7 separate regions of the Homo sapiens genome follow, and regions 2, 3, 4, 5, 6 and 7 are each linked to region 1. The links are chromatin contacts, found by Hi-C or POLR2A ChIA-PET in ENCODE. All regions are on one chromosome and are shown on one strand. The core of a region is the stretch at or near the end of the contact, and the rest is flanking DNA. Distances in the headings are between cores, read along the strand shown. Region 1 holds the start of XPR1 (xenotropic and polytropic retrovirus receptor 1). Region 2 holds the start of RNASEL (ribonuclease L). Region 3 holds the start of GLUL (glutamate-ammonia ligase). Region 4 holds the start of FAM20B (FAM20B glycosaminoglycan xylosylkinase). Region 5 has its middle 32 kb from the start of ZNF648. Region 6 holds the start of SOAT1 (sterol O-acyltransferase 1). Region 7 holds the start of AXDND1 (axonemal dynein light chain domain containing 1).

What was found. Hi-C counts contacts between places; a loop is a spot of excess contacts on that map. ChIA-PET counts read pairs that join two places held with the same protein, here RNA polymerase II (POLR2A). Pooled maps may share reads with other maps.
Region 2: a map of CD8-positive, alpha-beta T cell shows a loop between it and region 1 (20-fold over the local background). The contact joins the promoter of RNASEL here to the promoter of XPR1 in region 1. A Hi-C loop is called at or near these places in 2 of 168 maps with a recorded cell type or tissue (CD4-positive, alpha-beta T cell and CD8-positive, alpha-beta T cell) and 5 of 50 pooled maps.
Region 3: a loop to region 1 is called in a map of B cell, with 19 times the contacts of the local background. The contact joins the promoter of GLUL here to the promoter of XPR1 in region 1. A Hi-C loop is called at or near these places in 2 of 168 maps with a recorded cell type or tissue (B cell and naive thymus-derived CD4-positive, alpha-beta T cell) and 10 of 50 pooled maps. POLR2A ChIA-PET finds 5 or more read pairs at or near these places in 1 of 52 experiments (A673).
Region 4: a loop to region 1 is called in a map of CD4-positive, alpha-beta T cell, with 16 times the contacts of the local background. The contact joins the promoter of FAM20B here to the promoter of XPR1 in region 1. A Hi-C loop is called at or near these places in 3 of 168 maps with a recorded cell type or tissue (CD4-positive, alpha-beta T cell, CD8-positive, alpha-beta T cell and naive thymus-derived CD4-positive, alpha-beta T cell), 1 of 37 single-sample maps with no recorded cell type and 10 of 50 pooled maps. POLR2A ChIA-PET finds 5 or more read pairs at or near these places in 1 of 52 experiments (OCI-LY7).
Region 5: a map of B cell shows a loop between it and region 1 (24-fold over the local background). The contact joins the enhancer-like site here to the promoter of XPR1 in region 1. A Hi-C loop is called at or near these places in 6 of 168 maps with a recorded cell type or tissue (B cell, CD4-positive, alpha-beta T cell, CD4-positive, alpha-beta memory T cell and 2 more), 2 of 37 single-sample maps with no recorded cell type and 16 of 50 pooled maps.
Region 6: a map of CD8-positive, alpha-beta T cell shows a loop between it and region 1 (18-fold over the local background). The contact joins the promoter of SOAT1 here to the promoter of XPR1 in region 1. A Hi-C loop is called at or near these places in 4 of 168 maps with a recorded cell type or tissue (B cell, CD8-positive, alpha-beta T cell and naive thymus-derived CD4-positive, alpha-beta T cell) and 8 of 50 pooled maps.
Region 7: a loop to region 1 is called in a map of CD8-positive, alpha-beta T cell, with 7 times the contacts of the local background. The contact joins the promoter of AXDND1 here to the promoter of XPR1 in region 1. A Hi-C loop is called at or near these places in 2 of 168 maps with a recorded cell type or tissue (CD8-positive, alpha-beta T cell and naive thymus-derived CD4-positive, alpha-beta T cell) and 8 of 50 pooled maps.

What each region holds. Positions count from the first base shown.
Region 1 is chr1:180,630,393-180,634,265 of GRCh38, forward strand. XPR1 (xenotropic and polytropic retrovirus receptor 1) reads left to right here and starts at 1,630. Exons shown (of 15, transcript NM_004736.4): 1 at 1,630-1,878. The coding sequence starts at 1,810. RefSeq lists enhancers at 1,494-1,994, 1,995-2,495 and a silencer at 1,990-2,369.
Region 2 is chr1:182,587,540-182,591,412 of GRCh38, forward strand. It overlaps RNASEL (ribonuclease L), which reads right to left and starts at 1,717. Exons shown (of 7, transcript NM_021133.4): 1 at 1,628-1,717. RefSeq lists an enhancer at 1,433-1,592.
Region 3 is chr1:182,390,540-182,394,412 of GRCh38, forward strand. It overlaps GLUL (glutamate-ammonia ligase), which reads right to left and starts at 1,251. Exons shown (of 7, transcript NM_001033044.4): 1 at 1,140-1,251. RefSeq lists a silencer at 987-1,666.
Region 4 is chr1:179,024,219-179,028,091 of GRCh38, forward strand. It overlaps FAM20B (FAM20B glycosaminoglycan xylosylkinase), which reads left to right and starts at 1,676. Exons shown (of 8, transcript NM_014864.4): 1 at 1,676-1,880. RefSeq lists silencers at 1,493-1,682, 1,723-2,462.
Region 5 is chr1:182,027,539-182,031,411 of GRCh38, forward strand. No RefSeq gene overlaps it. Among named protein-coding and RNA genes, the nearest start is that of ZNF648, 32 kb to the right of the region's middle. RefSeq lists a silencer at 2,190-2,579. Within about 2 kb of position 2,198, at least 30 of the 41 ENCODE cell types and tissues checked have a DNase peak (open chromatin) inside an H3K27ac peak, as active enhancers do; they include B cell and CD8-positive, alpha-beta T cell, where a contact is called at or near this core.
Region 6 is chr1:179,291,929-179,295,801 of GRCh38, forward strand. SOAT1 (sterol O-acyltransferase 1) reads left to right here and starts at 1,869. Exons shown (of 16, transcript NM_003101.6): 1 at 1,869-2,008. RefSeq lists a silencer at 1,664-1,853 and an enhancer at 2,066-2,573.
Region 7 is chr1:179,364,299-179,368,171 of GRCh38, forward strand. It overlaps AXDND1 (axonemal dynein light chain domain containing 1), which reads left to right and starts at 1,673. Exons shown (of 26, transcript NM_144696.6): 1 at 1,673-1,702; 2 at 2,106-2,308. The coding sequence starts at 2,212. RefSeq lists enhancers at 1,224-1,623, 2,004-2,073.

The DNA of each region.
Region 1 (3,873 bases), core at 380-2,879:
TGTGGTCTCGCCTCCTTCCTGGTAGCACACATATTCCTTTTTGCCTGTCTCTTTCTCCTGGCAAGGTTTACCTCCAGCAGAGGGGAATCTTTATGGTGAGCAGACGGAGGTCTGAGGTGAGAGGAGTCCTCACTCTTCTTTCTTTATTTTTTTGACCTTGATTACCCTTTCACCAGAGGTTAAGGCTTTTATACAGAAAAAGCCAGAAAGACTCATAGTCTATGCCTATTTTCCATCTTGTGTCATCCCTCTCCTGGGGAAATGATTGCAGAATCCCTATTGGCATGAATTAAGGGGAAGAGAAAGGGGAAAAAAGTACATGGAGAAAAAAAGACAACAGCAGAGAATGATATCTCAGAGCACTGCTCCAGGCATAGCAGTTCCCTAGTAAATCTTGAAATCTCATCAAAATTGTGAGGGTTAGGCTGAGCAAGGTGGCTCATGCCTGTAATTCCAGCACTTTAGGAGGCCTAGGTGGGAGGACTGTTTTAGCTCAGGAGCTCAAGACCAGCCTGGGCAACATAGCAAGACCCACATCTCTCCCAAAAATAAACAAAAAAATTAGTTTGGCATAATGGCATGTGCCTGTAGTCCCAGCTACTCAGGGGGCTGAGGTGGGAGGATGGCTCACAAACCTATGTGAGGTAAGGCTGCAGTGAACCATGATGGTGTGACTGCACTCCAGCCTGGGCAACAAAGCGAGACCAAAAAAAAAAATGTTAGAATCAAGGGACAAAGTACATGTAAGAGGTTTAGAATAGCACTTGGTACAGGAACAGTGAGTGCTCAATAAATTATTATTAGGTCTCCTCCACCCAGGGTAGGACCTGGGTTTCTGTCCTGAATTGGGACTTCCAAGACAATCACTCCCACACTCAATGTAGTACAGAGCTCTGTGAGTGATCTCTGCCCATGTTCCCCAGGGACACTTCAGCCTGGGTGCTGGGCCTGTTTCCGGTTTTACTGGGGTGGGCTTAGAGCTGTACTTCTACGGGGTTCTCTTTCCTCTCAACGTTGGTTTCCCTCCCAACCCTCACCCCCAACCCCAGGAAGCTCAGTTTACAAGTGCGGTCGGTACCCTCATTTGGTGTTTTTATTGGCTTTTCTGATAGCCCCTGGACTAGACAATTACATTGAAATTCAGAAGCAGCATGCACTTTTTGGCATTGATGTCTTTAATTAAATTCAATAAGCACTTATTGAGCACCTAGAGTGTGTAAAATACTGTTCCTTTAAATACATTTAGTCCTGAACTGTTTTAGCTTCTTAGTTTGGATTAGTGCTGATCCATTTCTTAAAGGTTTTATGAAGCATAAATATCAAAATGGAAAAATATTTGCACAGTTCTTTGTAAATATAAACGTCTTGTGTGGATTATTGTTGCTACAGTATTAATATTAACTGCAGTAACAACACTGCTGCTTCCCAGACAGGCGGTAGAAAGCAGCTGTAGGCCAACAGGAGCCAGACTGAAGAGATCCAGGGAGGTGCCTCCAGCACGTACGGCCCACAAGGGGCGGAGTCTTAAGAAGCGTACCCAAGCCCCACCCCTTACAGCACCCCCTTCGTCAGGGCGGTGTAGGCGGTTACCATGGCGATGACGTCCAGAGGGCGGGGAGGGGCGGGGCTATGGAGAGGAGGAGGAAGATGGCGGGCGGGCTGCTCTGAAGAGACCTCGGCGGCGGCGGAGGAGGAGAGAAGCGCAGCGCCGCGCCGCGCCGGGGCCCATGTGGGGAGGAGTCGGAGTCGCTGTTGCCGCCGCCGCCTGTAGCTGCTGGACCCGAGTGGGAGTGAGGGGGAAACGGCAGGATGAAGTTCGCCGAGCACCTCTCCGCGCACATCACTCCCGAGTGGAGGAAGCAATACATCCAGTATGAGGTACCGGCACGGCTGGGGTGTGGGAGGACTCGGAGGGGCCACCATCTCGCCAGTCCTGACGTCCACCGCCGCCTTCCGCTTCAGCTGGCTCCCTGTGCCCGGGCAGACTTTGACCCGCTGCCGCGGGGAGCCACTGCGGCATCCCCGCCGCGGCCGGCCGCCTCCCGGCTCCGCTGTCCTTCCCCTCCCCCGCAGCCCCGCTGCCGCCGGGGTAACGGATATGCAGGCGGAGGGCCGGGAGGAAAGGCGCTGCCCGGGCCGGGGCCGGGGCCGGGGAACGGTGGGAGGGTGAGCTGCAGGTGGGGGAGTCACGGTGCGAGGGCAGCCCCGGGTCGCGGCTGTTCCGCGCTAATCCCCTTCTCCCCACTCGCCCTGACCTCTCGTCCCCACCCTGGGCGAGCGCCCCCTCGCCAAGGTTAGGTCTTGTTTCTCTCTCTACACCTCTCACCAAGGAATCCTTGTCTTCCAAGAGAAGCCCCTCCAGTGATTTCCTTCATTCCAAAGAGCCCTTCGGCTTTTTCCCACTTGCCCACTGTTGACAAAGGCTTTGTAACGGGGTTGAAACTTGACTTAAGTGTGTATCACATATGTAGTGGTTATAGTTTTTGTAAACACGTTGTAATCAACTATTCTGCTTTGATAATAAGACTCTTTTTACTGATTGCATGAAGTCTACAGAGTAATAACATCTTTGTTTTTGCCTCTTGTTTTGGAATGGAGGGAAGAGAAAGGAGAGAAGAGAATTATTAACATTTTTTTATTTTCTGCTAAGTTTTTGCTAGCTGGGGAGAAAATTAGTATATTGTAAACAATATACCTTACCTGTGTATTACAGAAATCATGCTCCCCATTCCCTCCCAATTTCTGTGCTAACACTGCTGGAAGGTATTTAATAGATAATAAGGAACCTTACATTAATAAAGGGAAAAATAAAGATAATGAACCCATTTATATGTTCAGAAGACAAGATACCTAAGAGGCTTTAAGCATTGCAATAGGTTATTCTCAGTAGCTGGCAATTCAGCTCCTGGATAGAGAAAGACAGACTTATCTGTAACCTCCAGGAATTCACATCTGTTTTGTGTGCAGGAACAAAGAATATAAAATCAATATGAACACACATAACTTAGCTAGATTTTATGAATTAAACTATTTTAGTTCTCCATTTAATTTTTATATAAGTTTAGTGATAGGAGGTTTGGGCAATAGCAGTGAGTGTATTTATTCATATAGCCATTGTAATAATTGAAGAAGACAGGGAAAGAGATGCAGGTAGGTTAAACGGAATCTTGAATATTGTGAAATAAATTCACTTGCAACCTAGAGTATTTCATTATTGCTAGAAATGAAAGGCCTATAATTATTAATGCTTTATTGTCACTCAATTTCTTACAGTATTTTGTGGCCATGTTTTGTAAGAATGAGTGAAATAAGGGACTAACATTTCAGCCTGCAGAGTTGATTTATTGTTTCTAATAACATTTAGTTTTAAAACCTTGGCTAGAATCCAAGTGATGGTTTTTATTGAAAGAAGGGTATTGGTCTTTCATCTTTCTAGTAGTAATTTTCAGCACCACTGCCAGTTCTTCACAGAGGCACAGGATAGGAGCATGCTGAAGCACATCTTATATTTGTTATGTAGCATGGAATGCTTTGGGCAGAAGTAATAGTGGCTGGATGTATGCCATGATTCATTTTAGGTATTTCGACACTTAACTATTTCATGGAATTGTATTAATTTGCAATATCTGGGGCTGGAAGGAGAAGCATACGATTTAGTTTGAAAATGCAACCCTCTTAATTTGTAATGTCAGTTTTGTGGCTGGAGAACCACATTGATTCTGGGACTCCTCATTCACATAGTCCACTTGGATACTGTTCCTAAATGTTTACTGTAGGTTGGTCACAGAGGGGCAAAATTCCTGAGATTATGTTGTGTCTGCATTATCTTTCTCAGGGCAGTTATAAATTATGTTTTGAAAAATTCGTTTATTG
Region 2 (3,873 bases), core at 467-2,966, 2.0 Mb after region 1:
TAGGATTCTTAACCTATATTAACAAATTGCTTTCAATGTCATATAAATATATTCTTACCAGAGATAGGTGGCTTCCAAAAAAAAAAAAAAAAGACCATGAAAATATGCACATCAATTATTTATCAATAAAAAAAGAAGAACCCTCATTCAATAAGAAAAATATATTTCTTGGCTTTTTTTCCCTTTGCATTTCTTATGTCACCAGGAAGGTTGATCACTGTGTTTGCTGACTCTGTGCATGTCCTCTTTGTACAACCCTGTGCCCCTATTTAAAGTACAGACAATATCTGACTTATGTTTTTTGACTTTGATTTATGATTTTTTGACTTTGCAGTGGTGGAAAAGCAATAAACATTCAGTAGAAACCACACTTCAAGTACACATACAACCATTCTGTTTTTTATTTCAGCATAGCATTCGATAAATACATGAGACATTTAACACTTTATTATAAAATAAGCTTTGAGCTAGATGATTTTGCCCAACTGTAGCCTAATGTAAGTGTTCTGAGCACATTTAAGGTAAGCTAGGATAAGCTATGACGTTCAGTAGATTAGGTGTATTAAATGTGCTTTTGACCTACAATATTTTCAATTTAGGATGGGTTTATCTGTATGTAACCCCATCATAAGTCAAGGAGTATCTGCAGTAGTGAAAAGAGCTTGTACTCTGACCTTAGGGAGATCTAAGTTTGAGCTTGTGGCTGTGTAATTTTTTACTATTACTTCCTGTAACCTTGGATTGTTGAATCTCAATTTTCTATTTCCTGAAATGGAGACAAAAATAAATACAGTCATGTGTGTAAAGTACATTAAAGTATGGAGTGTTGCAAATATTAGCCACTCAATGAATGTTAGAGCTAATTATATCCCGTTATGAAAAAATAAATTGCTTAGTGAATTCTATTCTCCCTACACATGTGCATATAGCTACTACACGAATAGGCAACTGGCAGCTATCAATTTCGTCCAACTGTCAATCAGATCTGAGAATTACAGATCCAGTTCAATCATCAGACAGCCCGAAACTGTTACCTGAATATTTAAATAACTGCATCTGCTATAGAATTCACGAAGCAACCCTTTTTCAGCAATCTCACCACTCTGACAGTTTCAAAGCCTCAGAGGTTAATTGATTAGCCTCTTAGAAGTTTAATTAATTGTGCAACACATACACGATCACCAGGCAATGAAATCTTTGAACCAAAGTGTTTGTGTAGACCGTCCCCATTACAATCAGATGTGAGGTGGGCTGGTATAAACAAAGGAGCCGGGAAGGAGAGGAAATATCAAGGAAGCCCTGAGTGACGCATCAGAGTAGAGAAGAGACGAGCCTGCGGAAGTACTCCAACAGACAATCCTGCTTTCAATTTCACTTTCTCTGTGCGACCTGAGTAAGTCGCAAAGAGATGCCTGAGAAACTGAGGACATGGATAAATGACGTGTGGACTCTGACAGAACTCTGGAAGGGCACTGGAGGAAGATCCTTCCGGGCAGCCAAGGGCTGGGAGCTCCCCTCCCACTTCCCAAGTCCTCCAGCCCCTGGCCTCTCCAGTCTCCAAAGCCCAAGAATTCTTCAGGATCGACTTATCGAGGTTTTCTAGCTTTCCTCCTTCTGCCTGCCTTACCTGCTCAACTCAGACGTCTCAATTATTCCTTTGGCAGCCGCAAAGCCTGGAAGACTGCTTGCAGCCCGAGCAGTTTCCTCCTGCTGCGTCACTGAGTCAGCAGGGCGGAGCCAAGAAAGGAGTGAGGAGTGTGGGAGGGAAAGCAGCCACAGGCTCACTCTGGCACCAGGAGCAAAGCTTCTACTTGCACACCTTCTGGAGGAAAGCAATAGCCACTTTCTGTCTGCTGATGAGGAATGTGATGCCCGGGGTCATGTCACTCACCTCTCAGTCTTGCAGCCTTTCAGGTGGCAGCAGCCAACTGCATCCATCACTCTTGCATCCTTTCTTTGTCATTGCAAATTCTGGTCTTCTTGGAAGAAAGGAATGGAAAGTAAACACATATTGAGCACCTATTGTGTTCCAGACACAATGCTTTACATGCAGCATGGTCCCAGTTAACCCCTGACAATCTTGTTGATTATGAAACGCAGGCTCATAGAAGCTAAGTAAGCCCAAAGCCCAAGCCCTGTCACCTTTCTCAGCTCACTCAACTCACAGCTCTGAGGCAGTGCGGCCTTCTCAGAAGGGTACCGGACTGGCAGTCTGGAGACCTGATCCTACAGCCAGCTCTGTGGCTGCTTAGCTGAGTGACCTCAGGCATGTGATTTAACCATGTAGGGCCTCAGTTCTCTCCTATAACTTGGTTTTGAAGGTTCCTTTCTGCTCTACAAGTTCTGTTCTTGACTATCTTCCTAGCAATGAGCTGTGTACTGTGTACTTAGTGCTGTAGTGGAAAGTATTTCCATCCCCAAAGAATACCCAGTCTTGCTGGGGAGACAAAGCCCTGGGACTTGTGAACAACAAGTAGTGCATGGTCACTTGACGACCACCTGTGTCACACCATCCAGACCCGGGGCCTCTACCACCCCTTATACACCAGGGATTCCCAGGCCTCGCTCTCTAACCCCAGCCTCTCTGCTGAGCTTTAGACCTACAAATCTTGAATATGTGTCAAATGGAAATACTCATCTTTTCCTAAATCTGCCCCTCCTCCCACTTATTCCATCTCCACAGATGGCACCATCACCCGGAGGCCACCCCTCATCCTCATCCCAACACCAAGTCTCTTGCTTTCATCTACAAAGGGATGACCATTCGAGTCCTTGTCATCATTTATAGCAAGAAATTGATGACTTGCTTCCTAGCCCTTCATCCATTGTTCCACCCTGCATCATTGACCCACCATCATTTTCAGGACAAAGTTCAAAAATCCTTAACCCATTATTCATTTAATTAATACTTGTTGGACAGGCGTGGTGGCTCACACCTGTAATCCCAGCACTTTGGGAGGCCAAGGCAGGCAGATCACCTGAGTTCAGGAGTTCAAGACCAGCCTGGCCAACATGGTGAAACCGCGTCTCTACTAAAAATACAAAAAGTAGCCAGGTGTGGTGTTGTGCACCTGTAATCCCAGCTACTCGGGAGGCTGAGGCAGGAGAATTGCTCGAACCCGGGAGGTGGAGGTTGAAGTGAGCCAACATAGTACCACTACACTCCAGCCTGGATGACAGAGCAAGACTCCGTCTCAAAAAAAAAAAAAAAACTTATTGAGCACTGACTATGTTACCAGTGACTATTCTGCATATCTGGCATAGAATGATTTACCACACCAGTTCCTCACAGAGTTCTTCTAGGAGCTTGCATCTTAATAGGCAGAAATAGATCATAAACAGTTGAAAAACCCAACATATCATGATTTCAGGTTATAATACAGTCCCTGCCTGTCCCTACTCCTCATGGGCATCATCAGTGCTAGCCTCCAGTTCCTTGTCACATTATGTCATATGCTTCTACCTCTATATCTTGACCTATGCTGCCTTGCTACCAGAACTAATGATATTAGTAAGAGTGATGAAAATGTGGATGATTCTGTTAATAATGACAAACATTTACATAGCTCTTTAATATGGTCCAGGAACTGTTCTGAACACTTTATATATGTATTAAATTATTTAATCTTATCCTTATGATGTATATACTATTTTTGTCTCCGTTTTGCAGATAAGAAAACTGAAGCATAAAGTGGTTAAGTAACTTGCTCTAAGGATTTGATCTATATCACTGAACATCACAGAGAAACAGCTTGTCCCCATTCTTTTCTTTTTTTTTTTCTTTTCAAGACGGAGTCTCACTCTGTCACCCAGGCTGGAGTGCAGTGGCGCGATCTTGGCTCACTGAAACCTCTGTCTCCTGGGTTCAAGCGA
Region 3 (3,873 bases), core at 1-2,500, 1.8 Mb after region 1:
TAACCCTTCTCTTTTTGGAGTGGCGTTCGCGCCTCTCCTCTTTCTCAGACTCTAGCTGGTCCAAGCACCGGAGCTTTCTGGGAGAGGGCGATGGAGAAGGGGACAGACAGCGGCCGGCCCGGGGGGTGTCCGAACAGGCAGGTTGGTGGGTTAAGGTCTTAATCTTGACTCGAGATCTCTCCCCGGAGTTCACAGAGTAGGCGACGAAGCCGAAGCAGCTGGAGCGCGACCCGGAGGAGTCTGACTTCTCGTTGTCTTCATAATTTTCATTCGTTGCTTTCTTCGTGGACTTGCGGCTGGGGGAGGATCCCCGCTTCCCGCCCCCGAGGGAGTTATAATTATCCACTTTGAGAGCAGCCCCTTCCCACTGAAATGTCCCTAAAGTGGGCGCCCTGCCCCTCGGGCCCCCGTCCGAATCTCAGGGCCTCACGGAGGTGGCCATACCCTGCCGCCGAGGGGTTGGGGGGTCCGGGGGAGGGTGGGGGCGCAGGCCGTAGGGACTGCGCGCTGCTGCTGCCTCCGCCCGGACCGGCTTCTCCACTGACTGCGCCGAGGCCCGGGCTCTCCATTGTTCGGTCACATTGGAAGGCCCCCGGGACCCCGAGGCGGGAGCCGGCCGCCCAAACAACGCTCACCGTTACACGCCGCAATCGAGGCGTCTCAACCATCGCCAGAACCAGGACGATTGCTCCGAAGGCCCCACCACGAGGAAGGCAGCCAGGCGCCCGCGCCAACCAAGCGCCTTGTTTGCGCTCCACAGGGGACCGCACCGCCACTCCATCCACAGCGCAAACAAACCACTGCGAGCCCCAGGGCGCAGGCCGGCCCAACGGCCTCCAGGGGCGGCGCTTCGGCCGCAAGTAGTGAAAAGAAGATCAAAACAACTCACCCCGCCCTTCCCAGAGCCTGGCCAAGGGCGCGCCCCACCAGCGCCAGCCCCGACGGGTCCAAGCCACCAGCGGCGGAAGCACGCGGGAGGAGCACTCATGCCGGATCTCAGGCATGGGCCGGAGAGGCCGCAGCGTAGGGCTGGGACTGGAGGGGCAGGCAGCCGAAAAAAGAGGCTGGGCGGCGCGCCTCGCGGGGTAGCAGGGGCGGCGCGCCTCGCTTGCGTGACACCGGGCCGTCCGGGGGCTTACCTGGTCGCCGAGCAGGCGGGCGGGTAAAGCTAGGCCGCGAGAGCGAGGTTAGGAGAGGAGAGGAGGCCGCAGTACTGCTCACACGCTCCGCTCTTCTCCCACTCTCGACTCTGCAGAGCCGCCAGCAGCCCCGCACCCTTTATCCGCGGCCCGGGGCCGCCCCCGGTGCCCTGATTGGCTCCCAGCGGCCAGGAGCCCGGGCCGATCAGCTGATGCGGTCCCGGGCCCCGCGGCCATTGGGCGAGGAGCCCGGCGGGCGCCGCTGGGGTGGGGGCAAGCGAACTGGGAAAGAAAGAAAGAAAGAGAAAGGGGCGTGGGGGAGGGGCAGGGCGGCGTGGGGGAAGGGAGCGGAGCCGGGAGGGCTGAGGGCAGAGGGGCGAGTTGCCGCCAGGCCGGGAAGCCTCGGCTCGCCGCCCACCCGCCAGCTCGCCAGGTGCCGCCCCACGGCCCCCAACCCGGGGTCCCGAGGCTCCCAGCAAAGCCCGCCCTGGACCTCTGCCCTGCCGCCTTCACGGGGAATAGTTTTACGAGGAGAGCTCCCTGGGGAAATGCGGAACCAGGGAAACCGAATTTAGCCTTTTGTTGCGAGGGAGCCTCCGAGCCCCGCTTCCTGCGGGCAGGGGTTAGCTTGAGAGGGAGCGCGGGGCGCGGGACCCGAGGGAACTTTGGGCGGGCCTGGGCTAGGGCGGGTGCCGCGCGGGCCTGGGGACAGGCCGGGGTTCCCAAGGCCTGGAAGAGCCGCCCGCTCCGGCTCTCTTGGGTCTGGGGAAATAAACAGAACTCTGCCATTTCACATTTGAAATCAACGTGCTGTTTCTCTAATTTTACAGAGAGGATTCTGGAGGGCGGTAGAAACTAAGTCTGGAGACCTGTCTCATACTGCTGGCCAGACCCTAGGCAGGTCTTTCAGGGCCCAAGTTTCCTCATCTGCAAAATAAAGTGGTCATCGAAAATGACCTGTGGAGCCGCCCACTAGATTTGAAATTCTGTGTGCAAACTGCCCCCGGAGCAGCTGAAAGGAAATCGAGGTGTTCACTTGCCCCCTTTGAAGTCCAGGGATTGTCAAGAAATTCCTTTAACGAATTCTCCCTGATTTTGCTTTATCAAGTGCGGCTTCTTGTTAATCTGGAAAATGGGAATACATACCTCTCCTCTCAGCTTGCCGTGATGGTTGGGAAAATGTGTATGTGAACACAATATTGAAATGTACCTAGAGACACAACATAGGTAGGTAGGTAGGTAGGTAGGTAGATACTGCTATCCGTACTATTACTCGATCATTCTATTTTTAGTGCCTGAAATCTACCTGATGGTGTCCAGATTTTATTGCTTCTTTCAGTTTAAAGAGCAAGAATTTATGCTTCCAGTGCCTTTGGAAGAGGAAGGGAAGAAGTTTGTTCTGGTTATGTTTTGTACCGCAAATGTGGAAAAGAAATGTTGCCTGCAACCACACACACATAACTTGGCTTCTTTGGTCAACATCCCTTTCCTTTAAGAGTGTATAACACTGTAGTGCTTTTACATGACAGATGCAGCATTCATCTCAAACAGGGTTTTTTGGGATGTTTCAGACTGGTGACATTTTGGATTGGGTAAGGTGCCTTACAAATTCCTTGTTAAATTTCAGTGCTGCCCCTTGAAGCATTACATTGTGGTGGCTAAAGGCACGGCTGCAAGTCAGGTAAACCTAGGTTCAAATCTGGGCTTTCCCTTCATACCAGCTTTGTGTTGGCCAAATCACTTAGCCACATGAAGCCTGTTTCTTTGTCTATAATAAAAGAGGGATAATCATTTTTACCTCATAAAAGGATTAATTGTGATAGCACATGCAGAAGAGATTGAGTAGTCCTTGGTGCATCGTAAATGTTTAGAAAACAGCAATTATAATTATCATAGGCCAAGTTCTATAATCTGAGGTGATTGGATTCTTTCTTTCCCCATAGCGACTTTTGAATACAACTTTTCTGACTCAGTGTAATGCTTTACCATTCATTATATCAAACTGGACTTAACCTTGGTAACACAGTGAGCTGTCTTCATCTCTTTCTGTAAAGGTTTGAGTTTAAATGGTCGAGGAAGGGGAGCAAAGGAGGAGAAAAGTGATATTTTTATTTTAAAAGATGTTATTAATCATTTCCAGATACCAAACTACCGAACCATAAGCCAGAGCCTCTGCTGCACACACCACCAGCCCCTGAGGTGGGGATGACAAACATAACAGAGAACGGAATGGTAAGGCGTGAGTGCGGTTCTGCAGGCTTATGGTATTTCTGCCATTTGAGTGCCTGCTTCCCTTCCTAGATGTCTTGACCTCATTGAGCAGTTTATTCATTGTCATATCCCCCAGTAGTGTCCACGGTGAGTGTTCAATAAATGATATTTGTTAACCACACAGAAGTGACAGCAGCACCATCAAGAGAACATGTGCTTTGAGCTGCTTTTCCAAGAATGGAAATGGATTTGCTTTGATCCATTCATGTGACCAGGGGCACGCTTTGTAAGGGTTAGGAACATAATACATGACCACTGACTCTTTCAGGAGTGAACAAGAGGCCTTGTCCTCCTTGGCCAGCCCCACATTTACTTAAAATGATGAAATTAGGGCGCAGATGAGTCCAAGAACTGACCAGGGAGGCTTGAGCATAGGCGAGAAGTAAAAGCAGAAGAAAACCCTTAACTGGTTCACCCGCAGAAACCCAGACTGTACTTTTAGAGAAGTTAAAAGTAAAACAGC
Region 4 (3,873 bases), core at 426-2,925, 1.6 Mb before region 1:
GCAATGACTGCCCCCTGCCCTCACCTGAAAATCCTTAAAGACAGAAGGGATCATCCGCCCAGGAAGCTGAGGCTGCAGGATAAGCTGGCCTTTTCCTGAACAGTGACAGTTGGAGCGTTCACCCTCACTGTCCTTGTCAGAGTTACAGGCAAGAAAGGAGAATCCTTTTGGATAAAGTGTCTTAAAGGAACTGTTGATTTACCCTTTTGCTTTATGGTCTCCTGATGTAGTGAGCAAGGTTCAGGGAGATTAGCTAACTGCAGGCAGACTGATCTTCCTGTGCAGAGAAATAAGGTAGATTCTCATTATCTTCCAGCTCATTTTCCCAAGAATTATGTATTCTCCGGCCAGAAAACGACCTCCAAACCTCCAAACCTTTTCAACTACACGCAGCAAAAAGCTAATACAATGCCTTCTGCATTTGACTGTACGTCTCCTGCAGTGATTAATGCTGCCTCCCTAACTACATTGTCCGGAGCAAGTGTCAAGCCCAATTATTTCTCTAGGATCTCCTGATAGTAAATGCTCAGCAAATATACAGACGAATAACACCTAATCATACACAATAATCTTAGAGTACTTTCCCCATACATTTCCTAACTTAATCCTTACAACAACCCTGTGAAGTTATTAACTCCCATTTTCCAGTTAAGGAAACTGATGCTCAGCAAAGTTAACTGGCACATCCAGTATCATACAGCCAGTAAGAAAGAATTCTGTTCAGTACGCCTTACTGATTAAATGAACTATGTGGCCTGAAGAAAAAGTGTCAGCTCAGTCTTTCCCCATCACGCATCTTATTCCATGGAGTAACCTGCATTATATTTCAGGGTCAGGCACACTAAGTTTGCGCTTTAGTATATGGTGAATAAATGGATGGACACAGTGGCGGCTCTGTATAAGTCAGCTGAAAGCAAACAAAGGGAAGGCAGAATCTTTCATTCACACGATTTATCCGCGCCCACTGGGTGCACTACGGTCGGGCATTGGCGACCCAGGAGCGACTGACCTGCCCTCATGGGGCTTACGGTCCTTAGCAAAAAACAGATGTAAAACAACTAATATTACAGTAAATGAATCATAATTTTGTGAGATGCTCCTGAAAGTATGTAGCAGGACGCTCCGCTCTGGTCCGAATGAAGAGCCATTTGCACTCAGTGTGGAAAGGCTAGCCTTTTTCTGGGCAAAAGAAGCGGGGGATACATTTAGATAGGCAGAAGTTCCGAGCAGAAGTCAAGGCAAATTAAAAAGGCAACAGGAGGAGGGAAAATGCTTCTCACAAACAGAACTCGACCTAGGGGACCGCAACTCTCCAGTCCTGCTGCTTGGCTGCCTACCTACCTAAGAAAAGCAGGAAAGAAAAAGAGAAGACGGGGTGGGGGATGGAGGACAAATACAGAAAAAGAAAAAAGAGCGAAGGAAGTGAGAAGTGAGAGGCCAGTTTATGTAAGCGGGCAGGGCGGCGCGGCCGGCAGGAGACCGGCGCCGGCGCCGAGGGAGTTAAGCGGACGGGCCCGGTATGGAAGAGGTTAAGGGGGGCAGTCCGGAGCGGGTCCGGTAGGGGCCGCCTACTGGGCGGGGGCGGGGCCGCGCCGAGCGAGCGCTGGGATTGGCCGTCGGGCAGGCGCTACGCTAGGACGGTACCAACAGCCGGGGGCCTCGGAGGCGGGGGGGTGGGTGTGGGACTGCCGCTCTGCGCGGCGAGAGGTGGCCTGGGAATGGCCGGGCCGGGGGTGGGCCGGAGCCGCTGTGGCGGCGGCGGCGGCTGGGGGCGGTGAGCGCGGCGTGGGGCTGCCCCTCCCCGGAGGCGGCGGGGGCGGCCGGGGCCGCGCCGCACCGCACCGCGCGGGCGGCCATGGAGCGAGCCTAGGGCCCGACAGGTGAGTGGCGCGGGGGCGGGGGAGGGCGCGCGACCCCCGCCCCCGGCGCGGCGGGCGGGAAAATGCGGACCGGCACGCGGGCGGGGCACGGTACGTAGCGCGCGCCGGGCTGGGGCCGCCTGGGGGCGGGGCGCCTCCCTGAGGGGCCGGGCACCGGGTGCCCTGAGCCGTCCCCGAGTGGCTGCGGGCGGGTCCCGGGCGAGGGCCCGAGGCTTCCTGGGAGACCCGCTCGGGCCGCGTGTCCCTGTGTGCGGTCGCGGCTGAAGGGACGCGGCCTCGGCCGCCACGTCCCTGGCCCACCTGAGGCGCGGGCCCACCTGGGGCCGCCTCAGGCTGCCAGAGGTCCTTCTAGTGACCGTCTCTCGTCCCCTTGCGCGGTCCCCAGAGGCGATTGGCCCCGGTGCCTCTCTTGTGTTCCCCGGAGCGCCCGTTGAGGCAGCCCAGGGAGCGCGCCCTCGCGGGGTCTTTGCTGGGCCCGCCTCGTGGCCGGGAAGCGCGAGTGACCTGCAGGCCGGAGGCGGAAGGCGGGGCAACCGTGCCCGGGGCCCGCGGTCTCCTGGGGTCCTGCGCCGGGCGCTCGCAGAAGGGCACAACTTAACGAATGCTGTGTTAGCCCTCAGTGGGCTGCGCTTGAGATTTCATTTCCGGGTGTGACGGCCCCGCGATTAAGAGCGGACCGATACGTTTCCCTTAATGATGAATGTGAATAGTTGTCGAGCTGCGTCCTTGATTGTGGGTTCTGATAAGAGATTCATTCTAATCTGACTTCTGTTAACCTGCCAGTCTCCGGATAAGAAGAGAAGGGGTAGAAGGATGGATTGGAGGGAAAGTAGGGGTAACAGGGCTTGGTTAGTCTTAATGGAATTATTAGTCCTTTTAAAGACCATACCATCATTGGGATGGATAAGGAGTTTCTAATTTGGGAAAATGAGAGTTGCTTGCTATTGCGACTTGGGTCTAGTGCCAGATATCAGCATCTTCCCCACCCAGCCAGCTTCCCTCTGGAGGTTTGATTTCTCACTTGGAAGGGAAGTAGGAATGTGGGGTTTTTTTTAGCCTTTAGCCTTTAAACTGTAGGACTTTATAAATCTATAATCTGGTACAAATTACTATTGCCATTTATTAGCCACGCCTATGTTTTTTGCGTTGTAAATTCTTGCAAAAATTTCACTGGCGTTGATTTCTAAAAATCTGGTTAGAGATCTCAGTGTTCTTATGTATTACAAACATTCCTTGAGTTTATGCAGGATCTTTGAGCTAAGCTTAGAGCACTTCCTCAAATATGATTCGTTATCACGACTGTCTGAGAAACTGAGGTACAAATGGTAAAGATGCTAAATTATTTGCCCAGACTCATAGCCAATCTCAGGGAGATTTAAAATCAATGTATTCTATTAATAACTTTTCTAAAGTTTGCAAAGATGTTGGACTTTGGCCTCTCGAACCGTACAATGGAATCAGTCAGCAGGAGTCCCTTTCCCATTTGAAATTACTTATCAAAGGAGAATACAAAGGCACACACAAGTATAATTCAGACTCTCAGCCTCACTCATGATAAAGTGCAGTGATAAATATGGATACAGGTAAAAGATGATCAAGACATCTTGGAGTTCACAGCGTTTCTTTTCTGTGTGGTGAAAATGTGACATTGGTATGCTCTATTCGTTTCTCTAGAACTGGTAGGACAGTAGCTATGTTTTGGTGAATGAATGGAAACTAGAAAACACATACACTGCTTTTCTTTTTGGTTCTTAAGATTAGAGAAAAAACACATCACTGCTTCTATCATCTTTATTTTTATAATCTTTTATATCATGGAAGTATTTTATGTTAAATTGATAATTCCTTGACTTTTAGTTCATTCCCTTGATTTCCATTTGTAGATTCCAGCCCTTTCACACAGCCTTAAAGTTTCTGCTTCTTATCTCTTCTGAATTTTAAATTCCTAAATGAAACTTTCTGTTCCTTCAGTTTTAGGGCAGACTTCAGCTTC
Region 5 (3,873 bases), core at 948-3,447, 1.4 Mb after region 1:
ACCACATCTGGCTAATGTTTTGTATTTTTAGTAGAGATGGGGTTTCACTATGTTGGCCAGACTGGTCTCGAACTCCTTACCTCATGATCCACCCGCCTCAGCCTCCCAAAGTGCTGGGATTACAGGCGTGAGCCACCGCGCCTGGCCTCCATGGTCTTTTGATAATGCTGGGGTGAGTCAATCTTTGATTCTATTTTACTGTGATAACATGATGTAGGATCAAATATTGACTCATATCAGAAAAGTGATTCCTTATCTTCTAGTCTTTTTAATATTCTGTGAATAGTATATATTTTTGTTAGAAAAATTACTGTACGCTACTATAGACTTCATAAACACTGTACACTTAGGTTTCACTATATTTATGAAAAAATATTTTTCTTTCATCAGTAACCTTAGCTTACCATAATGTTTTTACTTTATAAACTTGAAAAAAATGACTCTTTTATAATAAGTTTAAAACATAAATACATTGTACAGATACACAAAACTTTTTTTTCTTTATATCCTTATTCTATAAGCTTTTTATATCTTAACTTTTTAATTTTTAAACTTTTTTGTTAAAAACAGACACAAACACACACATTAGCCTAGGCTTACAGAGAGTCAGGATCATCAGTGTCACTGTCTTCCACCTCCACATCTTGTCCCATTGGAAGGTCTTCAGGGGCAATAACACACCCGGAGCTGTCATCTCCTATGATGACAATGCTCTTATGGAATACCTCCTGAAAGGCCTGCCTGAGGCTGACAGTTAACTTTTCTTATAAGTAGAAGGAATGCACTCTAAAATAATGATAAAAAGTATAATACAGTAAATATATGAACCAGTAACAGTCGTTTATTATCATTTTGAAGTATTATGTATTGCACATAATCATGTGTGCTACCTTTTTATATGACTGGCAGCATGGTAGGTTTGTTTACACCAGCATCACAACAAACATGTGAGTAATACATTGCGGTACAGTGTTACAATGGCTTTGTCGCTAGGTGATAAGAATTTTTCAGCTCCATTATAATCTTATGGGACTAATGTCATATATGTAGTCCATCGATGATCAAAATGTCATTATGGGGCACATGACTATAAATGTACCTCTTGAGGACTGGCCTTTCTGACAGCTTTTTTTTTTAGTTTTGAGGATCAAACCCTTGGGGCCATTGATTCATTGGATCATTCAGCAAATGATCAAATGGGTAATTTGCGGTACAATCTAAGCAAAGGAAAACCTGAAGATGTCCATTTCTTCAAGGAAGCTCTAATCTGGAACAGCAATAAATTCTCTACGCAAAAGAGAAACACTCAAGGCAGTAAGGTAACAGCTCTGAAAGTGCTAAAAATATGGAGGGGAGCGAGCGATAACTTGTATGGTCACCATTGACCTTGCTGATGCAGAAATAAATCATCTTTACTCTTCATTCTCTTGAATTCTCACCTACCCTGCCACCTCATCCAAAATTTGTTAATTCTATGTGCAAAACATCTTTCAAATCCACCCCTCTCTCTTCATCCTCACTGCCCCCATCCTAGTCCACATCAATGCCAGTCTTCTGATTTTCCTGTCCCTAGTCTGATCTTCTCCCAATGCACTCTGCAGAGTGACCTTTATGAAATGTAGATCTGATTATGCCACGTTCCCACTTTAAAAGCCTCTAGAGGTGTGAACCTCTAGAGTCTTCTAGAATCTGACTTCCATTCTCTGTCCAGCTTTATTTCTTGCTGGACTACTCTATGCTCCAGCCATATTGGTCAAAAATTGTTTTAGTTTCTGGAACCTATGGTGATCCTCTCACCGAGGCCTGCTATTTTCTCTTACTGGAACTCTGTCCCCTCCCCTGGGCACCCTCCCGCCTCTGGCCTAGCGAATTCCTTCCATCTTCCGGTCTCAGTTCCTCCAAGAAACCTTCTCACCTAACCCGTCCGGTCAGGGTACTTTCCTTACCTAACACCCACTCCCTCGTTTACTTCTCTTTGGCTGGACTGAAGTTGGGCAGGGCAGGGGCTAGTCTGCCTTCTTCTGGGCCCAACCCTCCCGGCCGGCACCACAGGCATTACAGGTACTCTGTGCACTCAGGCTGCGCAGACCCGCAGCTTCCTATCCTGTAGCTCACTTTCCTCTGAGGCGGGCTGGAGGCGGAGCTTGTCCGCTGGGGGTGGGGCTCAAAGCTGGGGCGGGGATACGGAGCAAAACTTAAGAGGAAGATGAGAAGCCTGGTTGGCCAGGAGGCTTATCTGTCAGGACAGGGGGCGGGGCCTGGGGGGCCGTACCTTTGCTTACCGCGAGTGGGCGGGGCAGGTTTTACCGCCGCGGCCCATCAGCGAAGATCGCTGAGCGGCGCCCGCCTTGCGGGCCTCCAGGACCCGGCCGCCGCCATCCGGTGGGAAGCCGGGTGGCCTGCGGGTGAGGGGGGCGAGGCGGACGGAGGGCACCACACCCCCCGGGGGGCGGGGCGGGCGGAGAGCACCCTACATCCGGGAGCCGGGGCGGCGCCTGGAGAGCGGAGCAGGCAGCGCTTTCTGCCCGCTGAGTGGGTCAGGCGCCGCCCCCTTGTGGTCTCGGCCTGCGGGCAGCCCTTTGGAGCGCGCGGGAACCGGACGCCCGCCCGAGGAGAGAGGATCCAGGAGACCACTCCGGGCGGGATCCGCGGAGCCTGGGGCCGGGCGGTTGGCCCACATTATAAGAGGGCCTGCGTTGCTTCTACCTCAAAGGCTTTAGGGTGTTTGTTAATTCCCCGCCCCCCAACCTGATGATGCTCCAGGTATTTACAGGCAGGTGCCCCATAGGCTGTTTACTGGGAAGCAGAATTGGTGGACTCCGTTCGGGGATATGAGGAAAGATCCATAAGCAGAGAGAATAAAGCCTTTGCACTTACATTTTACTTCTCTTATCCCTCACCTCTACCACCTTTCCCCTTGACCCCCAATGGGCTGCAGGTCACATCATCTTGTCCTTGATATATTCAGAAAATAGAAGCCCCTCAAACAACTTAGAAGCAGTCCCCGCATGTCACCAAATAATAGACCACAGCTGGCATGTGAATGCTACCAGTTAGAGATGTGTAGTAGTTTGTAATTTCCTCATGAATAGTTCAAACTAGAGATTTCTAAATTATTACTAAATTTTAGTATTAATCTAAATATTGTTAATAGATTTTTGTATTATTACTAAATGCATAATCTTTGGAGCAGAAGTTGTGGGAAAAGAAGATTTGGACAAATACCTGACAAGTTACCCGGTATTTTACTTTCTTTGAAGCAATTAAAGAGGTCTGTGTCTTGTCTTGAATAATTAATTTACTTAGGTTGCTGTTTAAAATGCTTTTAAATTTTCAAAACACATCTGTGAGGAGAGGTCTCCACATCTTCAGTTGAAAACTGGAAGAAGCAAAAGGAATAGAGTGTTTATCTTTGAAAAAAGCACACCTAACTAAAATAATAATAAAAAATATGCAGGTGGATAGAAACTCAACAGCTTTCTTCATAGGGTTTGAAACCATAACTGAAGGAAAGGCTATCTGCCATCTCCACTTTGTCTGCTTCTTCAGTCATCTCTCATTATTCAACTTACCTTCTAGTCAGGTCAAATTACAGTTTCTCCAGACTCATATTGCTTTCATATATCTCTTTGTCTTTGTACATAATACTCCTTTACCTTCCTAATGCTTATTTTACCTTCGAAATTCAGCCAATGTATCAACTCTCCTAGAAAGTTCCATTATCTTTCCTCCAAGTACAGGTCTTTCCACTGTACTACCATCGAGTTCTGGGATGCTTCTCCTTGGTGGCATTTTTTATACCGTGATATAATTCTCTCTTTACTTATTCCTGTATCAAGTTGTTAGGGCAATGCCTTTATCTCAATATTCTGT
Region 6 (3,873 bases), core at 619-3,118, 1.3 Mb before region 1:
TCTCAGCCTCCCGAGTAGCTGGGACCATAGGGGCCTGCCACAATTCCCAGCAAATTTTGTTGTCATTGTTGTTGTTGTTGTTGTTGTTTTTAAATTCTGTAGAGAGGGAGTCTCACTATGTTGCTCAGGCTGGTCTTGGACTCCTGGCCTCAAAGTGATCCTCCTGCCTCAGCCTCCCAAAGTGCTGGGATTATAGGCTTGAGCCACCTGTTTGTTTCCTTTCATACCTAGTCCTGCAGAACATAAGCCTCTAAGTGCAGGGGCTTCTTCTGTTTATTCACCACTGTATTTCTAGCACCAAGAATACTATCAATATTTTTTGAATGAATGAATCAAACAGTGAAAAGGCCAGTCATCTTGGTGTATATAGAAGGTAGCCAACAGAGACCCAATAGAAATGAGTGCCTATGTTCCTACTGCTCTATAACTAGTGGGAGTGGGGAGGGGAAGCAGCTGGGGGTCTACCAGACCCTGTCACCAACTAGTCAGCACACGTGGCAATCACAGTTGTAGAAGAGGCCAAACGGAGCAGATCTGCCAATGACAGCCAGTACTAAACTCGACTGGATGCTGAGGGCCATTTCTGCTTTGAGTGAACAGTGCAGCCTGCTGGGTGGCCAAGGGAACGTGTACAAATCCACTTTGTTTAAAGGACCCAGAGAGTAGTCAGTTCTGCTAAACCTCATCTGTTTGTTCAGGGATTTTTGTCCTGGGGAGGAGTGGGGAAGAAGCGATTAGTCAGGCCAGGCTAGCTGGTATTAGTTTGCAGGCTGTGAGTGCGACTCTTCAGTCTCTGCTCCTCTCATCATTGCCTTTTCACCTACCTTTACCCTAAATTTACGTACACCTCTGCCTTCACAAATTCCAAGCGATTAACTGTTGTATTTAATCTCTGTCCCAAATCTCTCTGCATCATTCTTCTTTTGATTATGAAGTCACGAGGGCCCTTTGTTTATTTTATTTTTAAAACTTTTTTTGAGAAGGAGTTTAGCTCTTATTGCCCAGGCTGGAGTGCAATGGCACAATCTAGGCTCACTGCAACCTCTGGCTTCCGGGTTCAAGCAATCCTCCTGCCTCAGCCTCCCGAATAGCTGGGATTACAGGCGCGCGCCACCAAGCCCGGCTAATTTTTTGTATTTAGTAGAGACGGGGTTTCACCATGTTGGTCAGGCTGGTCTCGATCCTAACCTCAGGTGACCCAGCCACCTCGGTCTCCCAAAGTGTTGGGATTACAGGCGTGAGCCACCGCACCTGGCCTCAAGGGCCCTTAAATATTACTTAGTTGTTCCATTATTTGGTGTGTTTTATTATTTGGTGCAGGTTTTTTCCCCTTATCTAGTTTGAATGTTGCTGAAGGACGCTGGTTTTCAAACGGTAAGGAATCTCCTGATAAAGGCACGAATCTTGGTGTGCAGATAAGCCAGCGATTCTTGCTTCTGGCTAGTTCTACGTTGTTCCTGGATGGTCAGTTCAAACTGCAATGATCCACAGCTCCAGAAGCGGCTTCTTCCAGTCGGCCTAGGAGCCAAACGCCCCTGCAGCTCCATGCTACCACGCAGGGTGCCGTTTCGGGCTTGCAGGGAGTTGTCGCAGTCCCGTTTTGGCTGCACATTCTACTGCTGGGGTGGAAGTGTCAAGCAAGATGTTGTCGCCGGTATCATGATGTCCGGGTGAGAAGCTTCCTTGGCAGGTTGCCAGGGCCAGCCTGCGAGCACTGGCGCCGGGGACCCGCGCGCCCGGGAAGGGGCGGGGAGGTGGGCGGAGCCTGGCAACCTGGGGACCACCAATAGGATGCTCAGCCGGAGGTGGCCCTGCGCGTGACGCAGCGGTGCTCGGAGGCAGGGGGCGTAGGGGCCGGGCTGTCCGGCGCTTTAGCTTAGCAGGCGACGTTGCGGGCCCTGGGCGCCAGGAGAGCTTCCCGGAGTCGACCTTCCTGCTGGCTGCTCTGTGACCGCTTCCCGGCTCTGCCCTCTTGGCCGAAGTGCCCGCTGCCGGGCGCGGGCCTCAGGTAACGGTGGTGCTCCCGCGCCTCTCCTCGCTTCCCGCTTGGGTCCACCGGCCTCAGCCCGCGGGGAAGGGAGAAGCGGTGGCGGCAGCAGCTCCGGCCCGGCCTTGTCCTGGGCTGTGCTGCGGAGAAGGCGAGGCTCGGCGACTGCAGGGGAGTTGGGGAGGGGAGGGCGGGAAAGTTACCGTCAGGCGCCCGGGTCACGGGCAGCCTTTTAAACCCTGCACGCTGGTTTGGTGTTCCGCAAATCTCGTGGCATCTCTCAAGTCAGTAGTAAAGAAAGTTAGGAATTAGAAGACGTTTTATTCTTTAAAAAGCGAAACCAAAAATGCACTCAGGAAGTCAGCTTTTTAATGATTTAGAGAAAATGTGTGAAGGGAAGGATGGTATTAGCAAGACATGAAAATCTGTAGGGGCACCAGAACCTTTAATCAAGCTCATGTTTTATTGTAAAATATTAGGATGTAGGTAAGTTTCTGTTTTCCCTAAGTGTTAATGGTCATGTAATTTAAATAATATGTATATTGAAAGGTTATTTCTAAGTGAGAAACAACTATATAAACTTTATTCTCCGTATATATATTTAGGTTAAGTTCGTTGGTCACTTTTGTTTGTTTGAGACGGAGTCTCGCTGTGTCGCAAGGCTGGAGTGCAGTGGCGCAATCTCGGCTCACTGCAACCTCTGCCTCCCGGGTTCAAGCGATTCTTGTGCCTCAGCCTCCTGAGTAGCTGGGATTACAGGCGTGCGCCACCACGCCCAGGTAATTTTTGTAGTTTTAGTAGAGACGGGGTTTCACCATGTTGGACCAGGTTGGTCTCAAACTCCTGACCTCAAGTGATCCGCCCGCTTCGGCCTCCCAAAGTGCTGGGATTACAGGCGTGAGCCACCGCGCCTGGCCTGTTGGTCACTTTTTAATATTTAAGTGGCTGCCACCTGTTTAAACCACTTTTTTCTTTTTTTCAGCCTGCTTGATTTCCTCTTCCTTGAAGTAGAATTCAATTTGAAGCTTTTTTTTTTTCTTTTTAAAAGTTGGGCGGTGTCAGTGAATGACTTGTTAAGGAAGTCTGTGCGTTGTCTGGGTGTGAGAATGGGTTTTGGAAGGAGCTCTGTGGCACTGAATTATCGTTTAGAAATGCACGTGTTTTAGTGAATCACATGCTTAGAATGCATCTGAGGTTTCGCAGTCTTTTAGGATAAAGACCTACTGAGTGAGCACACTCTATCTCTGGTTCATTTGGCCCACTTTCCTTCTGGCTTTCCAGGTTCATGCCACACTGGCTTTATTTTTGTTACTGGAAAGCTTCATTTTCTTTCCTCTCTTGGCTTTTAGGAGTTTCCTCCACCTCTAATGCTGTATTCTCTCCCTCCCTCCAACTCTTATACCTGCCTCAGATATCAGCCCACATATCACTTCCTCTGGAAATCACCCCATCCCCATTAAGCCCTCCATGAACTCTTTATTCTCCTTAGCAGAAGTTGATCATTAATTGTAATGAATTAGTTGCTTTGTTTCCTCTGCTAGTGCATTTCATGAAGGCTGGTTTAGCCTGTTGTAATTTTCAGGGTCTGGTCCAGCACTTGGCCCAGAGAAAGAATGAATAAGTTGGTGGACAGAGGAAGGAACTTTTGAATGAGAAATACAGTGATCCCCACTTAACTGCTTTCTGTAGTTTCAGCTACCTGAGGTGCGAAACAGAGTACAATAAGACATTTCGAGAGATACCATGTTCAAGTGAATTTTAATACAGTATATTGTTAATCTCTTACTGTGCCTAACTTTTTGAAACTTTGCCTCCCAGGTTCAAGGGATATTCATGCCCCAGCCTCCCAAGTAGCTGGGATTACAGGCGTGTCCCAGTACGCCCGG
Region 7 (3,873 bases), core at 423-2,922, 1.3 Mb before region 1:
AAAACACAAATTTAGCTGGGCGTGGTGGCGCATGCCTGTAATCCCAGCTACTAGGGAGGCTGAGGCAGGAGAATCGCTTGAACCTGGGAGGCGGAGGTTGCGGTGAGCCGAGATCGAGCCATTGCACTCCAGCCTGGGCAACAAGAGTGAAACTCCGTCTCAAAAAAGAAAAGAAAAGAAATGATCCCTCACCGAACCGAGCCTCAGTTCAGTGCGAAGGCTCTGATGATACTCTTTTTTTTTTTGAGACGGAGTCTCGTTCTGTTGCCCAGGCTGGAGTGCGGTGGCGCCATCTCGGCTCACCGCAACCCTTTCCTCCCCGGTTCAAGCGAATCTCCTGCTTCAACCTCCTGAGTAGCTGGGATTACAGGCGCGCGCCACCTCTCTTGGCTAATTTTTGTGTTTTTAGTAGAGACGGGGTTTCACCATGTTGGTCAGGCTGGTCTCGAACTCCTGACCTCGTGATCCACCCGCCTCGGCCTAAGAAAGTGCTGGGATTACAGGCGTGAGCCACCGGCCGCTGATGGTATTCTTTCCTGAGGGCAGATTTTCACGCCAGAAGCCCCGACAATTATACCTGAGCTGGTTCCACCTAAGCTCAATCCTCCTTCCCTGCCCCAAGGGGGTGAAAAATCTGGGCCCAGGAGGCCTTCCTTGTGCTCTGGGGGGAGGCATTTAAGGGTCCAAGGAAGACGTGACCGAAATGTAAAGCACTGGACGGCTTACCCAATAAGGGACCCAGCGTTTCTTATTACCCAACATCCCCCTGAGTCTGGCTTTTAGAAAAATATGCAAAGCGTCCGGGCGCAGTGGCTCACGCCTATGATCCCAGCACTTTGGAAGGCCGAGGCGGGCGCGGTCAGGAGTTTGAGACCAGCCTGGCCAATATGGTGAAACCCCGTCTCTACTAAAAATACAAAAATTAGCCGGGCATGGTGGCCCCCGCCTGTAGTCCCTCGGGAGGCTGAGGCAGGAGAATCGCTTGAACCTGGGAGGCGGAGGTGGCAGTGAGCTGAGATCGCACCATTGCACTCCAGCCAGCGCGACAGAACGAGACTCCGTCTCAAACAAAACAAAACAAAAAACAAACTACAAAATTAGCCGGGCATGGTGGCGTCTGCCTGTAGTCCCAGCTGCTTGGGAGGCTGAGGCAGGAGAATTGCTTGAACCCAGGAGGTGGAGGTTGCAGTGAGCCGAGATCGCACCATTAAACTCCAGCCTGGGCGACAAGAGGGAAATTCCGTCTCAGGGGAAAAAAAGAGAAAGAAAGAAAAAGAGGAAGAAAGAGAAAGAAAAATATGCAAAGCAACAAAAAAGAGAGCTAGAAAGATGGAAACAACTCAGAAGACCCTTGCTTAACCCGCGTGCGTCACGGGCTACAGGGGTCGGCCCCTCGAGCTAACCCCCACCGGCGCCTGCGCACTGGCCTGGCCCGCGGCAGGAAGCCCCGGCGTGAGACACTTTCGGATTCCGTGACAACGGCGGGATTAAACGTTTTTCTTCTCCTTTGCTACTGAACCTATGCTGTGACTTAGAACATAAGAAACTCCAAGAGGGTGTAGGGATTGTCTTAGCTGTCTCCCTCCTCCGCCGGCACCGCTGAAGGCAGCCCCTATGGAGGGCGCTAAACCTCGGGGCCCTGGGTTTCTATGACGACAAACAGGCGTTCCAGCAAAGGAGGAAGTGAGCGGATGCTGGGCGGGTACGCAATGTGTGGGTAGGATCGCGGGTGTCCCTTTCCCGTCATTTTAAACCAAGAAGCAGTGCGAGGCCTGCCCAACTCGCGAGTTTGTGGAACTGGCGCGCGAGAGCGCTGCCTGTGGGGAAGGTATGGTCCCCAGCCGAGCCGCCTGCAGCGAGTGTCCCCCACCAGGGGTGCCGGCGGTCTGCGGGGTCCGCCGAGCGGGTCCTTCCTGCCCTGCTCCTTGACCCCGACCTGACGGTCCACTAAGGCTTCTTAGTCGCTACACATAACCCCAGAACATAGAGGTCGCCCCGAAGAAGGAGAACCATGCTAGATGAATTCTAAACTGCGATCTGAACCTAAGTACTCAATAGTTGTCATCTTTTTTTTTTTTTTTAAATCTTTTTTCCTCTGCCTGCAGGACTATGTGGCAGCCTGCAAGTCCCAGTGCGGCGCTGATTTGTGTCTAAATTAGCTTTCCGGAGGACTATTTCAAATTACTAAAGAGATAGGAGGCATTGTTTATTATGTCTCTCCCGAAAACGCCCTCCACCCCGCTAAACTCTACATCAACATCTGAGAGCAAAAAGTTAAAAGTGTCTGTAGCCAAGGAAGGGACAAGAGGTAAACTTCGTTGATTCTGAAGTCATAAACAGTCATGGCCGTAAGACAGAAATCACCTTCCATTCACCGGTTTTTTAAATCTGATATTCAGAATACCTTGATTGGCTACATTTTTCTAACACACTTGCTTAAATAAAGCAAGAAGTCATTCCTTTTACAGTATTTTGAGTCAGAGTACTGTTTCACTACTCCATCTAAATACAGTTTATACTTTTTTTCAAATGTTGATTTATATATGATTTTAAATTCAACCTATTTTAAATATCAATAGTTACGTATTTTTTGGTTCCTGGTCTTTGGCTTTAAGGAACTTTGGAAAAAGTAATAGTGAGGCAGGGCGCGGTGGCTCACGCCTGTAATCCCAGCACTTTGGGAGGCCGAGGTGGGCGGATCACTTGAGGTCAGGAGTTCGAGACCAGCCTGGCCAAATATGATGAAATCCCGTCTCTACTAGAAATACAAAAATTAGCCGGGCATGGTGGCTCGCGCCTGTAGTCCCAGCTTACTCTGGAGGCTGAGGCAAGAGAATCGCTTGAACCCAGGAGGTGAGGTTGCAGTGAGCCAGGATCGAGCCATTGCATTCCAGTCTGGGAGACAAGAGCAAGACCCCATCTCAAAATAAATAAATAAATAGGCCGGGCACAGTGGCTCACACCTGTAATCCCATTTGGGAGGCTGAGGCTGGCGGATCACGAGGTCAAGAGATTGAGACCATTCTGGCCAACATGGAGAAACTCTGTCTACTAAAAATACAAAAATTAGGGGGGGCGTGGTGGCTCGTGCCTGTAGTCCCAGCTACTCAGGAGGCTGAGGCAGGAGAATCGCTTGAACCCGGGAGGTGGAGGTTGCAGTGAGCCGAGATTGCGCCACTGCACTCCAGCCTGGCGACAGAACGAGACTCCGTCTCAAATCACGAGGTCAGGAGTTTGAGACCAGCCTGACCAACGTGGTGAAACCCGGTCTCTACTAAAAATACAAAATTTAGCCTGGTGTGGTGGCACTCGCCTGTAATCCCAGCTACTCGGCAGGCTGAGGCAGGAGAATCACTTGAACCCGGGAGGCAGAGGTTGCAGTGAGCCAAGATCTTGCCACTGCACTCTAGCCTGGGCAACAGAGGTAGACTTGGTCTCAAATAAGTAAATAAAGAAACAAAAAGTAATAGCAGAGATAAGAGAAACTCAATTTAGTACAATGTGCCAATTTGTATTAGCTTTTAGTAATTTTTCTAAATGAGAGCAATTCCTTAAGATTTTCGTTCATATGCGGATCTGTACTAGAGTCAGCTAGTGTTATCCTTACCCGGTTCTGTTAAAGCTTTTCCCATCTCACCTGCACCTTGTACTAAAACCCCAAGCCCCACCCAACTTTTTTTTTTTTCTTCTGTTTCTTTTGATCTCAAGCTCTCAGGAGATTTGGTAATGTAAACCCTAACAACTTTTGATAGTAATCAAAGCATGATACCTCCTTATAGAAATAAACATAAACCATACCATGTTACAGGCATAGATTAAGAAGAATAACAACTCAACCCTACCTGACTGACTTCATAGGAGGGCTTTTCCTAC